Regions from separate parts of the Homo sapiens genome. Here regions 2 and 3 are each linked to region 1. The links are chromatin contacts, found by Hi-C or POLR2A ChIA-PET in ENCODE. All regions are on one chromosome and are shown on one strand. The core of a region is the stretch at or near the end of the contact, and the rest is flanking DNA. Distances in the headings are between cores, read along the strand shown. Region 1 has its middle 190 kb from the start of LINC02513. Region 2 overlaps KLF3-AS1 (KLF3 antisense RNA 1). Region 3 overlaps KLF3-AS1 (KLF3 antisense RNA 1).

Region 1 (4,500 bases), core at 1,187-3,686:
GGTTTTTATCAGACTAATTCAAGTGAGAGGAGGCAGAGTAAAACTAGCTGTTTAGGTTCATGGGTGATGCATTTCTGGGCATGAACTTCAGCTCTCTGTATCCTGATGTTGAAATAAGTTGAAAGAGTCAACAGGTTTCCCATTACTTGGTTAATGGGAATTAACCAAGTTCCCATAGTAATGGGGACCCTTAGTATGGTTAATGACAAAGGATCATGAAGATTGAGGTTTCCAGACCTTGCTAGGGATACAGTGAGGATCTCCCAGCCACCATACTTTCTCTCCTGTGAATCCCCCCAATCACTTGTCTCCCTACTGTGTGCTCTGAGCACAGGTGACGGGGACCCTAAACCAGGGAGCAGCAAAAGGAGGGAAAAGGAAAAGCAAGGCGACGTGGCACGCCTGTGGCAATACCTGCCAAGTGACGTGGGGGTGCTACATGTTCTCAGAACACAGCTGCGGCATGGCTGGCAGCTGGCCTGGGTGTGGCTCTTGAGGGGAGCTGCTGGGCTCGGTGCCGCTGGTGTCTGTTGCAACCTCACTTTCCTTATCTGGGAAATGAAGGCATTGGGGGTGGTGGGGGAGTCTGTCTGCTCTGTCCGTCAATCGTTATTACTGAGGCTCACACATTGTTGAAAAAGTCAAAGAATGTTTTAGGAAAACACATTTTGTAGGTATTTGTTCATTCATTCATGGATTGATTTATCCTCTCACTGAAACTTTGTTTTTACACACTGACTCTGTGCTAGGTACTGAGGGTACCAAAACCAATAAGACTGGATTTCCTGTGCTCCTGGGCTCACAGTCTTGTGAGGAAGATAGATACATATGCAGATCATTCCAGAAAAACAATCTGCTTAATAACAGAAGTGTGTGTACTGTGTTCAGCCCTGCCTGGTAGTGTTGAGAAGGCTGACACGAGGGCCAGGTCTTGCAGGAAGAGTAAGGATGCCCAGATGGTGAAAGCATATTTCAGAGGAAAGTCTAGAGCTTGCAGAAAAGAACTTTACCTGAGAGCCATGGTAAGGCTGAAAAAGAGTTTAAGGAGGCAGCAAAAGGCAGAGAAGGAAACATGGATTATCCTGTTCTATATTGGATTATCCTGTTCTATATCCAGGTGAGATTCCAGTTTATCAAGAGAGAAAAAGTCTCCCTTTTTCTTTACACTAAGAAACGCTTGGGTCTTTGCATTGGGATGGCCCAACACTGTTTATATACTACAGAGCAGGCCACTGATGCTTGTTTTTACCAGGCTACGCAGAGGAAGGTATTTCTTGTTGCTATTTCTCGCATAGACCTTTGATAAAGGCTGAAGACTTTATTAAGACTGTTGTGATTCTTACCCTTTATAGAGTCAAAGCCTCCTTCGAAAATGGGAGGAAAATAATAAGCACATAATTTGCGTAAAATTTCAGAGGTTTCCAGAACCATGTTCGCAACCCCCAATGCCCACTCATGCATTACAGGTAAAGACCTTCCACCAGGCTTAGGCTGTGAACCAGGGGACTGGAATAACCCAGCCCAGATATAGAGCTTTATGGCGACCTGGCCTGATGTTGGCATTAAGTTTGGACATTGTTGAGGAAGAAATGTTACTAGGCTGACCTTTCGTGGGCTATGGCCAAGTTTGGGTGAGGGCAGAGTGTTGACAAGTGCCCTTTGCCCTGATTTCCTGTGGCTTGGTGGTCCTGGATCTGGGAAAAGCAGAAGCAGCTTTATAGCTTGGTTTGTTAGTTGCCTGCCAAAGGAGCAGTAACCTGCGATGAGGTTTGTTTGGCACATTTTTTTTTTTTTTTTTGCCATTTATTCACTTGTTATACTCGAGTGTATATGCTGGTTTGTGTACTTTCTTTCGACTGGGGTTGGTGTATCAACTAGAGCAGGAAGGGGTGCGGTGATGACAGAAGTGGACCAAGACCATTCTCAGATGGGGAAGAGTGGAGACAGATGTGTGGGAAATTGACAGGAGCCAGGGGTCAATTTCTTATTGCCAGAGCTTTGAAAGGAAGCGAAATCCTTTTTCAGAGGGCTTTGGCAGGGCTAGTACTAGGGGGAGGCAAGTGAGACCTTTGTCGTGGGTACGAAATGCGAGCGGGTACCCAAAACTCAGTAATCAAGAAAAATAATATTTTAATGCAGTTAAAAAAAATCAAAATGCAAAAAAAAATCATAATAAATAAAGCATTAAAATTTTAAGTAAAGACAGGATGCACTCCTGTACTTGCGAGACTCTGCCTCACTTAATCCTAATCCCCATTCTGGGCTTTCTTTGGAGCCAAGAAATGCATCCCCTCAAAGTCCCAAACTTGTATTTGAACAACACTTGTGAATTGCAGTAAAACTGGTACCTGGGCATTGCTGAGTTAGTTCTTGTAGCTCTCCAGGAAATTTTCCAGGCAGTGGGAGCCCTGCTCAGGTCCAGCCTAACCACCTTTGCCCAAGAAATGTGTGTTGGCAGTGACCCAAATTTTCCACCAGGTGGCACTCTTGCTCCAACCACGTGCCCCTGAAAAGAGGATTCTTAGCTAAGAGTGATTTAAACTAATTGTTAAATTGTGCTTCTTTTTGGAAAGGCTGAAAAAAATCCTGAGCAGGAATTGGGGTAAACAATGATGGGATATAAAGAGTATTTGAGGAGTGTTCTGGAAAACTTGGAGCAAGGTAGGGCCTGATTAGTGGCCGGCCACAGGCTGTGCTGCTCTTCAGCAGGTGAGAAAAGGGAGAATTTTAAACCGCCTTTTGTTCTCAGATGCAATATAAACACATGTGACATGGGAGAGAAATGTGGGATTAATGATTTTCTGTGAAGTATATCCTGGTAACAGCTCAGGCACTTGAGTCAGAAAGACCTGGAATGTTGGTTCCACCACTTCCTAGCTGTGATCTTGGATGAATGACTGGGCTTTGACAAGCCTGAGATTCTGCATCTTTAAATGGGGATGATTGTAGCTGCTCCTCCAGACGGCCATTAGAGGATTAAATAAACGAATGCACATAAGGCTGTTTGCACGGTGCCTGGCACATAGTAAGTGTTCAACAAAGATGAGGTGTTATTATGGACTTTTAGGCAAAGCCTGTCCAGCTAAATTCCTGGGCCTGGCCTCCCTTGGCTGTTGCATTAATTAAGGAGATGACCTCAGGGTGACCCAGAGAAATAACTTGATAATGAACCATGGCTCGAGGAGACTGGACCAGAAGAGTTTCCCACCTGGATAGAGTTTCACAGGTGTGATTTTTGAAACAGGAAATCAGGCTGGGTTCCCGGGCTCCTGAGCAGAACTGTCTCACCCTCTGTGACTTGTACACATCTGACCACCAGGTGACTGATCCCACTTAAACTATGCATTGTTGTGGAAAGTATCAATTTACAAGGATGTGTATTGGAACCTTTCCATGAGTCCAGTCTGTCTCCTTACTGTTCTGAACTCCTGAACTCACAAAGATGCCCCAAATTAACTATCCTTCAATAACAATGAGTTGATAATAGTTCCTGTTTGTTGAGGCTTACTTTATGTCAGTCACTTTAATAAGCACTTTACAGACACAGGTTCCTTCATGTCTCAAAACCACCTGGAGAAGTAAGCAAACCCATTTTACAGACAAACTAAGATTTAAGGAAACTTAGTACCTTAGCAGCTCTCCTTCAGCCAGGAATTGGTATAAACTTAGATCTGTCTGACTTCTAAATCAATCAATCAATTTATCATTGGCCTATCATCTATCCATTTGACAGCTTAAGTACAAACCATTCCAATCTAATTAAAGCAATGTTCCATAGAGACCTCTAGGGTCTAAGAAAATCTTTTTTGGCCTCAATTGAGGCTTCTTTCTTGAAAATATAGGGAGATATTCATGGCTGCACCTTTGCAGATCCATACACACATAGCTCATATATGTGACTCTCTAAGTAGCATGTTCTTACTTGTGGGCACTAGGACCAAGATTATGGTCCATTCTTGTGTCCACTGCACTTCCGGGATTCCCCAGGGAGAGCTCATTTGGGAGGATGGTCTGACAGTGTCATTCTCTGTTCTGCACTGAGCTCCCTTTGCTGGCCTAGGAAAAGCTAGCTGGCCAAAATGGTCTCAGTTTTCAATGGGATGCAGTTGGACAAGAGAGGATGCATCAGACAAGATCAGTTTGACCTTGGCTGCAAGAAGGAGCAGAAGGCAAATGCTATCTTCCCCAGTGAAAAACATCACTAGCCATCCAGGGAGGAAATCTGGTTTTCTCAACTGGAGAAGATAGCTACAGTTCAAAAGTTTAGAGTCTTCTTCGTGAATACAGTTCCTGGCATCAGTTGAGGGATCAGCGTAGATAAGTGGAAGTTCCCACTTATAGCATGTTTGATTTCTTTCCCCCAATGCAGTTTATTACCTCTAAGTTTATCCTGTAGCTCAACTCGGACTAATAAAGTTTTCTCTAGTACAGAAGGTCCATAGAGGATCTACTTTATTAGTTTAAGTGGGTTTTAATTAGTCAATTAGAGAACAGTTTCTT
Region 2 (4,263 bases), core at 1,160-3,659, 420 kb after region 1:
CATTAAGTCAGGAGAGACAGAGTGATAGTGTTTTACAGTACATGCATTCCCCAGAAGAGAAAAAACAACCAAATGATATTTTATTTTTATGTCAGATATACATATTGCAATATTTGGTGTAATCACCACAAGAATTTATAGGACTCAAATAACTTTTAAAAATTTTCAATCAATGCAAATGAAGGCAAGAAATGAAAAAAATGGAACATAGAACAAGCAGTACAAATTGAAAAGCTGAGCAAAATGGTAGATTTAAACCCCAAAATATCACAAATTACATAACATGTAAATATTTAAATTCAGTGATTAAAAGACAAAGGTTGTTATCTCGAATAACACTGAATTTGATATGCTACTTACAAAACACAAGACTAAAATATCAGAATTCTCAAAGATTTAACAATAATGTCAAACTAGACACTAAGGTTAAAAGCATTCCTAAAGACAAAGAAAGTGACCTCATGATGATGAAAATTAGATTTGTCAAGAACATACAACAATTCTAAATTTACATGTAACTAATAGCATAGATTCAAATTTTATTACTCTCTCTGAGATCTAATAGAATAATAAGACAAAAATCAGTTTACATTTACAGGAGTATACATTTGTAAACTTGACTTAATCGGTCTTCATAGAATACTGCACCCAACATCTGCAGAATACACACTTAGTTCATACACCAAAATTACAAAATGCTGGGCCATTAAGCAAGTCTCAACAAATTTCAAGAACTGAAATCAGAGTATGTTACCTGACCACAGGGGAATTGAGCTAGAAATCAATAACAAAACTATATTCACAAAGTAGCCATATGTTTGGAAGTTTCAAACTAACTTCTAACTTTACTTCTAACTAAACCTATAGATTCAGAGAGGAAATCACAGTGGGAAGTTAGAAAACATTTTGAACAGAATAATCATGAAAATATGACAAATCAAAATTCGTTTGATGTAGCTAAAGCTGTGCTAAAAGAAACTGTATGGCCTTGACCATCTCTAATCTGAGAGACAATGTCTTCAAAAAACCTATGGAAAATATTATACTTATTAAAGTAGTGCTCATTCTCATTAATAATCAGGTAAATGTAATTAATGCCTCAATGATATTTTATTACAAACTCACCAGAATGGCTAAAATTCAAAAGACTGACAATACCAAATGTTGAAGAGGATAATTACTGCCTATGCTGCTGGTGGAAATGTAAACTGGTGCAATCACTTTGGAAAATTGTTTGGTGGTATCTACTAAGCAGAAATATACGTGTGTGTGTATATATATATGTCTGTGTGTGCGCATGCACATACTTTTTCTATCAAAGGTTCTGCCCCTCATGTACCTCTAGGCTCACAAGGCAGAGATGTTAAATGCCTTGTGAGTCTCTAGGTGCACAGGGGGAACAGGACATTTGATAGAAAAAGTGAAGAGATTGTAATACTACAAGGCAGTCTTTGTAGTGCTTTGTCTTTTCTCCCTGGAGACTTTGAATAGAAAAATGTTGTGACTGAGTGTTTTAGAGGTGATTATCTGGGAGCCTTTAAGGTTTTGGTAAATGTCTTAGTCCCTTCAGGTTGCTATTAACAAAATATCTTAGACTCCGTCACTTATAAACAACAGAAATTTATTTATTTCTGACAGTTCTAGAGGCTGAGAAGTCCAAGGTCAAGGTGCCAACAGTGTCTGGTGAGAGCCACTTCCTCATAGACAGGGCTGTCTCACTGTGCCCTCACATGGTGAAAAGGAGCTAGCTAGCTCTCTGCAGTCTCTCCTATTTGACAGGGCACTAATCCCAATCATGCGGGCTGCACACTCATGACCCAGTCGCATCTGAAAAGGTCCCACCTCCTAATAGTATCAACTTGGGGGTTAGGATTTCAACACATGAATCTGGAGGGAACACATTCAGACCATAGCAGTCGGTGCTTTGAATACTGGGTCTAAAATCAGGTACTCTGAATATTGGCTCTACATTCAATGTCCTGCTTTTGTCTTTTCTAGTTGTGTGAATTTGGACAAATTACTTAACTTCCCTGGGGCTCATTTACAAAACGAAACAATGTAAGGCTGAAATTAGACCATCAAGGGGCCTAATTAGTGCATATATTAAGACATTTTCCCCTTCTCTCAAAGCAGGTATAGAGAAAAGGAGGTAGGATTTGCCTAAAAGAGGTTTAGGCAAGAGAGTCTCAAGGGATCTTTGAGGGTGCAAGAGGTATAAAAATAGAAAAGATGTCTAGGGTACAAGAGGAGATGAGTCACAAAAGCGAGTAAGAAACTAGGTATATGTGCTGAGGACAGAAGGGAAGGTTGACTGGGCAGTCCTCAGAGCTGCCAAATGAAGATTCTTTACATTATCCCTGACCAGCTATTACGGTCAAGTGGCTCTAGAAATAAGCAATGGAAATGTGCCAGGACAGGAAACCAGACAAGGCATTGCGTAACTCCTCCTGTGTGTGCACACACACCAGTAAGAGTGGGTTTTTCACTTCATCTGGCCTCCCATGGCATCCCGTATATTCCTCTATTTCAGCACCTGTCAGTGTCAGGCAATCAAGTCAATGGCATTTTGGTCCACCTCCCACTACACTATGAATTTCTGAAAAAAAAGGAAACAGCGTTTTATTCATCTTTGAGCCCTACCACCTAGCACAGTGAGTAGCATAAGAGACTCTCAATAAATGTTGACTTAACAAATAGATGAATAAAAGAATGAATGACATCGTTCTGCTTACAGAAATCAGAGCCCTGGACTGCACAGGCACTATGAAAAACCTGCTAAATGGAGCACCCTGAACCTCCCTCCCACAGTTCTCACCCACCTGACCCATAATGTCTCTTCCATCTGACTTGCTCCCACTTTGCCTCCTCCAAATTTCTTCCCAACCTTGCAGGGAGAAGCCCAGAGCCTGAGGGTACATGCCTTGGCTTCTCTTACTTCATCTAAAATATTCCATCAGTTGACTGATGTTAATTTGAATGTTGCTTCTGTTTTCTTCTTCAGATCTAGGTGAAACAAGATTTTTTTTTTCTCAGACAGGTTCTTGCTGTGTCACTCAGGCTGGAGTGCAGTGGTGTGATCACAGCTCACTGCAGCCTTGACCTCCCAGGCCCAAGCAATCGTCCCATCTCAGCCTCCCGAGTAGCTGAGACCACAGGCATGCACCAACACACTCTGCTAATTTTTGCATTTTTTTGTAGAAATGGGCTTTCACCACGTTGCCCAGGCTGCTCTTGAGCTCCTGGGCTCCAGTGATCCACCCACCTTGGCTCCCAAAGTGCAGGGATTACAGGCGTGAGCCACAGCGCCCAGTCTGCAACTAGATTCTTGATGGCGACTGTGACAAAATGATGTTGCCCTCCTCAAGCTCTGCCCCGGCCTTCATTCGTTGCTTCCAGACCAATAACTGGGGTTAGCTCTCAGGGTAGTCCAGGTAGAGAAATACAGACCTGGATGCAGAAGAAAACACCTTATGTTCAGAAAGAGCTGCAGGGCTTGGCTTGGTATCAGCGTGAACTAGAGGGACACAGTGGGGACTGTTTGGAAGGATGATAAATAGGAGAGGGAGGGAACTACTGACTCAGGAACTGTCTTGGAGGTAGTATCAATTTGTTTCTGAATGGTTCCTTGAGGCTTGGACATGATAATGCCTTACAGTAAGTTACAGGAAGAGGCTGCAGTGCCTTGGCAGAAAATTGAGGAAGGGGTCAGAATGCTCAGGGAGATAGGATTGTTCGAACAAACTTATTATGTGACACCTGGACTTCCTGGGAGGGTTCAGGGACATTGCCTTCAAATATATAAGTGAGGGGCAAGAACATCTATCGGTGTGGGGGTGACAACATCTTTGGGAAGCTTAGCAATGATTGTCCACTGTAGGCCAGCATAAGAATAGGTGATTCTGCCATTTAACTGGGCTCCATTTCAAAATAACAAAGACCAGGTGTCTGCTCTTAACCATCAGAGTCAAGATGAATATAAACCATAACAGCCAGCAAGGCCAGAGTGCTTCAGTCCACGAGTTTTTGGTGATGGCTAATAGAGCATGGTGTTCCTATGAGTGAGATAGACAAGCAGCCAATGAGGGTACTGCATGACTTGTATAACAATTTAAAAAATCAAGAGCTGTCAGGAAGGTTGATGGACCCACAGTTTCCAGATCCGAGCCAGTTCTCAGACCCCACAGGCTGCACCCTCTTGTGAAAGGATCCTGCAATGTCTCCCATACTAGTGAAGTGTTTAGGGGTTCAATGGTCTAAGGCATG
Region 3 (4,445 bases), core at 744-3,243, 440 kb after region 1:
CGAACAGAAAAGGATCTTGGAGGCAATTTTGCCTGACTCTCACACTTTACAGATGAGGAAACTGAGACTTGGCTGCGGTAGGTTACTGCTCCAGTTATGGCCTTCCCTTTTCTGGTTCTGAGGAGGCAGGACCCACTTCCTTTGGGAGGTGATTTCACGCTTCTGCTAGCATAGCTTTAAGTGCACCAAAAGTCTTTATGCAGACCTTTGAGGACCTTCCAAAAGGAGCATAAAAAGTCCAGAACATGTCAATGACCCAAGCAAAGGAGACCCATACTCAGATGGCATCTACTGCAAAGGGAATAGAGCAAGTTTATTCAATCCACAGCCCTCAGCCTGCATGTGGCCCAGGAAAGCTTTGAATGTGGCCCAATACAACTTCATCAACTTTCTTAAAACATTATGAGATTTTTTTTGCGATTTTTTTTTTTAGCTCATCAGCTATTTTAGTGATAGTGTATTTTATGTGTAGCCCAATACAATTCTTCTTCTTCCAATGTGGCCTAGGGAAGCCAAAATGTTGGACATCCCTGGAATAGAGCAATCCAAGATGTGTCCCACCCCACTCCCCACAGGGCAAGCCAAGGATGTTGGCTGATCCACAAAGCTGGTACAACAACAAAACAAGACATGCAAAATTCCAGCAAAGGAGATCCAAGAAACCAGCACCTGCATCCCAGAGCAACTTCTAAGGACAGCAATGACATGCAGCCCAATTAAGCAGGAAATTTCAAAGCCCTCCACTTTAGGTCCATAGCAGCTGGAATGAGGAAGAAAAGGACAAATCAGTGCTCAATAGCTTGCCCTTAGATTTGTTATCGAGCTAGAATAACAAGCAGTTGTCATATTTCAAGTGTGTTTTAAAAGTCCTGAATCAGATAACTATCATGCCTTGCATTGTTCTTGAAAATGCAAAAATAGAAAAAGGAAGAAATTATCTAAGAGCAATAAACCAAGGAAACAGAGACCAGGCAGGGGTGGGGCTGCAGATCATCACTACTGATGCTTATGAACATTTACTACATGACAATAGTTACTACATGACAGAGTTAGACACAGTTCCAATCTCTCTGTCCAAGAGAAAGAAAGAATAAGAGAATAAAAAATGTAGCTATTTAAAAGAATGTAACGAATTAATAACAATAGAATAAGAGAATAATGTAACTAATGAAAGAATGTCACATTTGTATTTTCTAAAGAAGGCAGTTTAGGGTGACCCTAATGTTTTTCAACATTAATTTTTTTACTTTATTATGTTGTTAGGGAACATCAAAAACACAAAGTACTGTACTAAATATATCACATGTCATAAAGACAGTACACATTGGGTGGGTCAATGACTGAGGCTTGCCTGAATTAGCTTTAATTGATTCACTTAACATCTCCAAGCTTTTCCGGGCTGTTTTGTAAGTAAGTATGATTATATACAAGGTGATACATAAATATTTAACATAAGCATATGTATATATCTATACATACACATGCATATGTATATATCTATATGTATACATGCATATCTATGTACACACACATATGTGTATGTATGTATATGCATGTGTGTGTATGTTTTTATATGTAATATATTGAGACCATTTGACATACCCAGGTACTGAGCCTACCATCCCACTGAATAAGTTAATTTACTGGGCTCTCAGAGTATGAATCCTTAGCCTTCTCAGAGCACATGCACTGTTTGCTCAATCTGAAAACACGTAATTATTTAACTTGCCTTCTAAAGTAACACCACACCCTGGATATGATGCAAGACCCAGCATTACAAGATAAGCTCTGTCTCAAGTTTCTGCTCGTTATAGTGCCTGAAGTATTTACTCATATGCTCAGGGACTGAAGCAGAAGTAAACAGTCAGGCCAGTATTATAGGGACACCTGTGTTACAAAATTGACTTTCTTATATTGTGAAAGCAATGAATGAAGTTCAGCAGGCCTCCTGTAAGGATGCCGATTCAGCCCACATCACCTTGGTCAAACAGGACTTCAGCCTTATTGCCGCCCTCCCTAACGCACCCAGGTCAGTCTACTTTCCTCAGGTATCTGATCCAAGCTACAAGTCATGGGTCTCCGCTGCAGCACCTCACCTCCTGTTTATCTTCTGTTTGCACCCGTCTTCGGGGAAGTTAACCTTGCTTTCTGTCAATGTGTGCTGCCCCTGGATCTCCAAAGAGGTTTCTGCATGGTGTGTTTAACAGGACTGGACTCTATCTTTACAATTCTACAAAATCAGGCCAGGCGCAGTGGCTCATGCCTGTAAACACCTAACACTTTGAGAGGCCAAGTCAGGCGGATCACCTGAGGTCAGAAGTTTGAGACCAGCCTGGCCAACATGGTGAAACCCCGTCTCTACTTAAAAATATAAACATTAGCCAGTTGCAGTGGCGGGCACCTGTAGTCCCAGCTCCTCAGGAGGCTAAGGCAGGAGAATCGCTTGAACCCAGGAAGTGGAGGTTGCAGTGAGCCGAGATCATGCCACTGGACTCCACCCTGGGCGACAGAGCAAGACTCCATCTCAAAAAAAAAAAAAAAATTCTACAAAATCACTTCGTTTATGACTCCCTCTCTAATTAAACAGAACACGGTGTCCTGGAACAGAGACTCAGGTACAAGTTTACATTTCTATTAGGCTTGATGCCTCATATCTTCCCCACAACAGGAGTACTGAGATTTGATATAGCTGAGTGATTAAGAGCAAGAACTTGGAGAACTAGTTAGCCAGGGTTTGAATCCCGGACCACCACACACTAACTGTGCCTCACTTTCCTTACCTTTATTTTTATTTATTTATTTATTTATTGAGACAGAGTCTTACTCTATCACCCAGGCTGGAGCGCAGTGGTGCAATCTTGGCTCACTGCAACCTCCACCTCCTGAGAATTGAGGCAATTCTCCTGCCTCAGCCTCCCAAGTAGCTGGAACCACAGGCACGTGCCACCACACCCGGCTAATTTTTCTATTTTTAGTAGACATAGGGTTTCACCATATTGGTCAGGCTGGTCTCAAACTCCTGACCTCAGGTGATCCATCCAGCTTGGCCTCCCAAAGTGCTGGGATTATAGGCATGAGTCACCACACCCAGCCTATTTATTTTTTCTTTGAAACAAGTTCTTGCTCTGTTGGCCAGGCTGGTGTGCAGTGGCCTCAGCACAGCTCACTGCAGCCTTGATCTCCTAGGCTCAAGTGATCCTCCCACTTCAGCCTCCCAAGTAGCTGGGATTACAGGCATGTACCACCACACCTGGCTAATTTTTTGTGGTTTTTGTAAAGACACAGTTTTGCCATGTTGGCCAGGCTGCTGGAACTCCTGGACTCAAACAATCCACCCACCTGGCTTTCAGAAGTGCTTGGATTAAGGCGTGAGCTACCACACCCAGCCTTCCTTACCTTTAAGATAGATAGATAGGTAGGTAGCTAGGTAGATAGATGGAAGGATGGATGGATGGATGGATAGATAGATAGGTAGATAGACACAGAGATAGATACATACATAGACAGATAGACAGACAGATAGACGGATGGATGATAGTTAACCAAAGTGCTCAGACTAGTGCCTGGTATGCAATAAATGCTACCTAAGTGCAAGCATAACAAATATGATGATAATGGTACTTCCTATCTGCCTTGGTGTTCAGGAGAGGATGAGGAGGGACGGGGCCACCCCCGTGGTAAGCAAGTGAGGGCATCCCTGAAGTGGCTGCAGCTGTGCTGCACTGTTCCGTTGTCTCCATGGAGGGCCTGACTTGGTGTGACCAGCTCTGCACATTTTCAAGAGAAAGCAAAATCCAAATTTCTGGATTTTAAATTGTTGGTTTACATTTTTAAAAATTAGTGTTTGAGCCAAAGAAAGCATGTCTAGAAGCAGATTTTTTCCCTTAAGTCACCATTTTGTGACCTCAGACACATATGAATCTATAATGTGTGGGTTTCCATTTTTCTTTGCTTATCATCCATACTTCTTTCTCAGCTGAACACCCCAGGGGCAAGAGAAAGCACACAGAAGGCACTCAATGAAACCCAGCTGAACAATGACCTGGTTTGTTAATAAACAAACACCAGTGGGCTTTTCTGCAAGAAAACAATGAGTAACAGTGTCAGCTACATTTAGGAACTTTTTTTTTTTTTTTTTTTTTGGTTGGAGTCTGAGTCTCACTGTCACCCAGGCTGGAGTGCAGTGGCTCAATCCCGGCTCACTGCAACCTCCACCTCTTGGGTTCAAGTGATTCTCCTGCCTCAGCCTCCCGAGTAGCTGGGATTACAGGCATGCAACACCACGCCCAGCTAATTTTGTGTATTTAGTAGAGATGGGGTTTCACCATGTTAGCCAGGCTGATCTCAAACTCCCGGCCTCTGGTGATCCGCCTGCCTCGGCCTCTCAAAGTGCTGGGATTACAGGCATGAGCCACTGCGCCCGGCCTAGGACCTTCTCTTAAAGT

What was found. A loop is a pair of places that touch in the nucleus more often than their neighbours do. ChIA-PET counts read pairs that join two places held with the same protein, here RNA polymerase II (POLR2A). Pooled maps may share reads with other maps.
Region 2: a loop to region 1 is called in a map of CD4-positive, alpha-beta memory T cell, with 17 times the contacts of the local background. The contact joins two enhancer-like sites. A Hi-C loop is called at or near these places in 3 of 168 maps with a recorded cell type or tissue (CD4-positive, alpha-beta memory T cell, Calu3 and naive thymus-derived CD4-positive, alpha-beta T cell) and 12 of 50 pooled maps. POLR2A ChIA-PET finds 5 or more read pairs at or near these places in 1 of 52 experiments (activated T-cell).
Region 3: a loop to region 1 is called in a pooled map, with 2.3 times the contacts of the local background. The contact joins two enhancer-like sites. A Hi-C loop is called at or near these places in 1 of 168 maps with a recorded cell type or tissue (Calu3) and 5 of 50 pooled maps. POLR2A ChIA-PET finds 5 or more read pairs at or near these places in 3 of 52 experiments (MCF 10A, activated CD4-positive, alpha-beta T cell and activated T-cell).

What each region holds. Positions count from the first base shown.
Region 1 is chr4:38,177,360-38,181,859 of GRCh38, forward strand. No RefSeq gene overlaps it. Among named protein-coding and RNA genes, the nearest start is that of LINC02513, 190 kb to the right of the region's middle. RefSeq lists enhancers at 205-474, 2,205-2,374, 2,675-2,734. Within about 2 kb of position 2,437, at least 8 of the 41 ENCODE cell types and tissues checked have a DNase peak (open chromatin) inside an H3K27ac peak, as active enhancers do.
Region 2 is chr4:38,599,047-38,603,309 of GRCh38, forward strand. KLF3-AS1 (KLF3 antisense RNA 1) reads right to left here. Exons shown (of 16, transcript NR_171644.1): 14 at 3,263-3,447; 15 at 2,820-3,003; 16 at 47-2,596. Among named protein-coding and RNA genes, the nearest start is that of LINC02278, 37 kb to the left of the region's middle. Within about 2 kb of position 2,410, at least 4 of the 41 ENCODE cell types and tissues checked have a DNase peak (open chromatin) inside an H3K27ac peak, as active enhancers do.
Region 3 is chr4:38,619,403-38,623,847 of GRCh38, forward strand. The region is part of intron 6 of KLF3-AS1 (KLF3 antisense RNA 1); the gene reads right to left. Among named protein-coding and RNA genes, the nearest start is that of KLF3, 43 kb to the right of the region's middle. RefSeq lists an enhancer at 2,726-3,578. Within about 2 kb of position 1,994, at least 10 of the 41 ENCODE cell types and tissues checked have a DNase peak (open chromatin) inside an H3K27ac peak, as active enhancers do.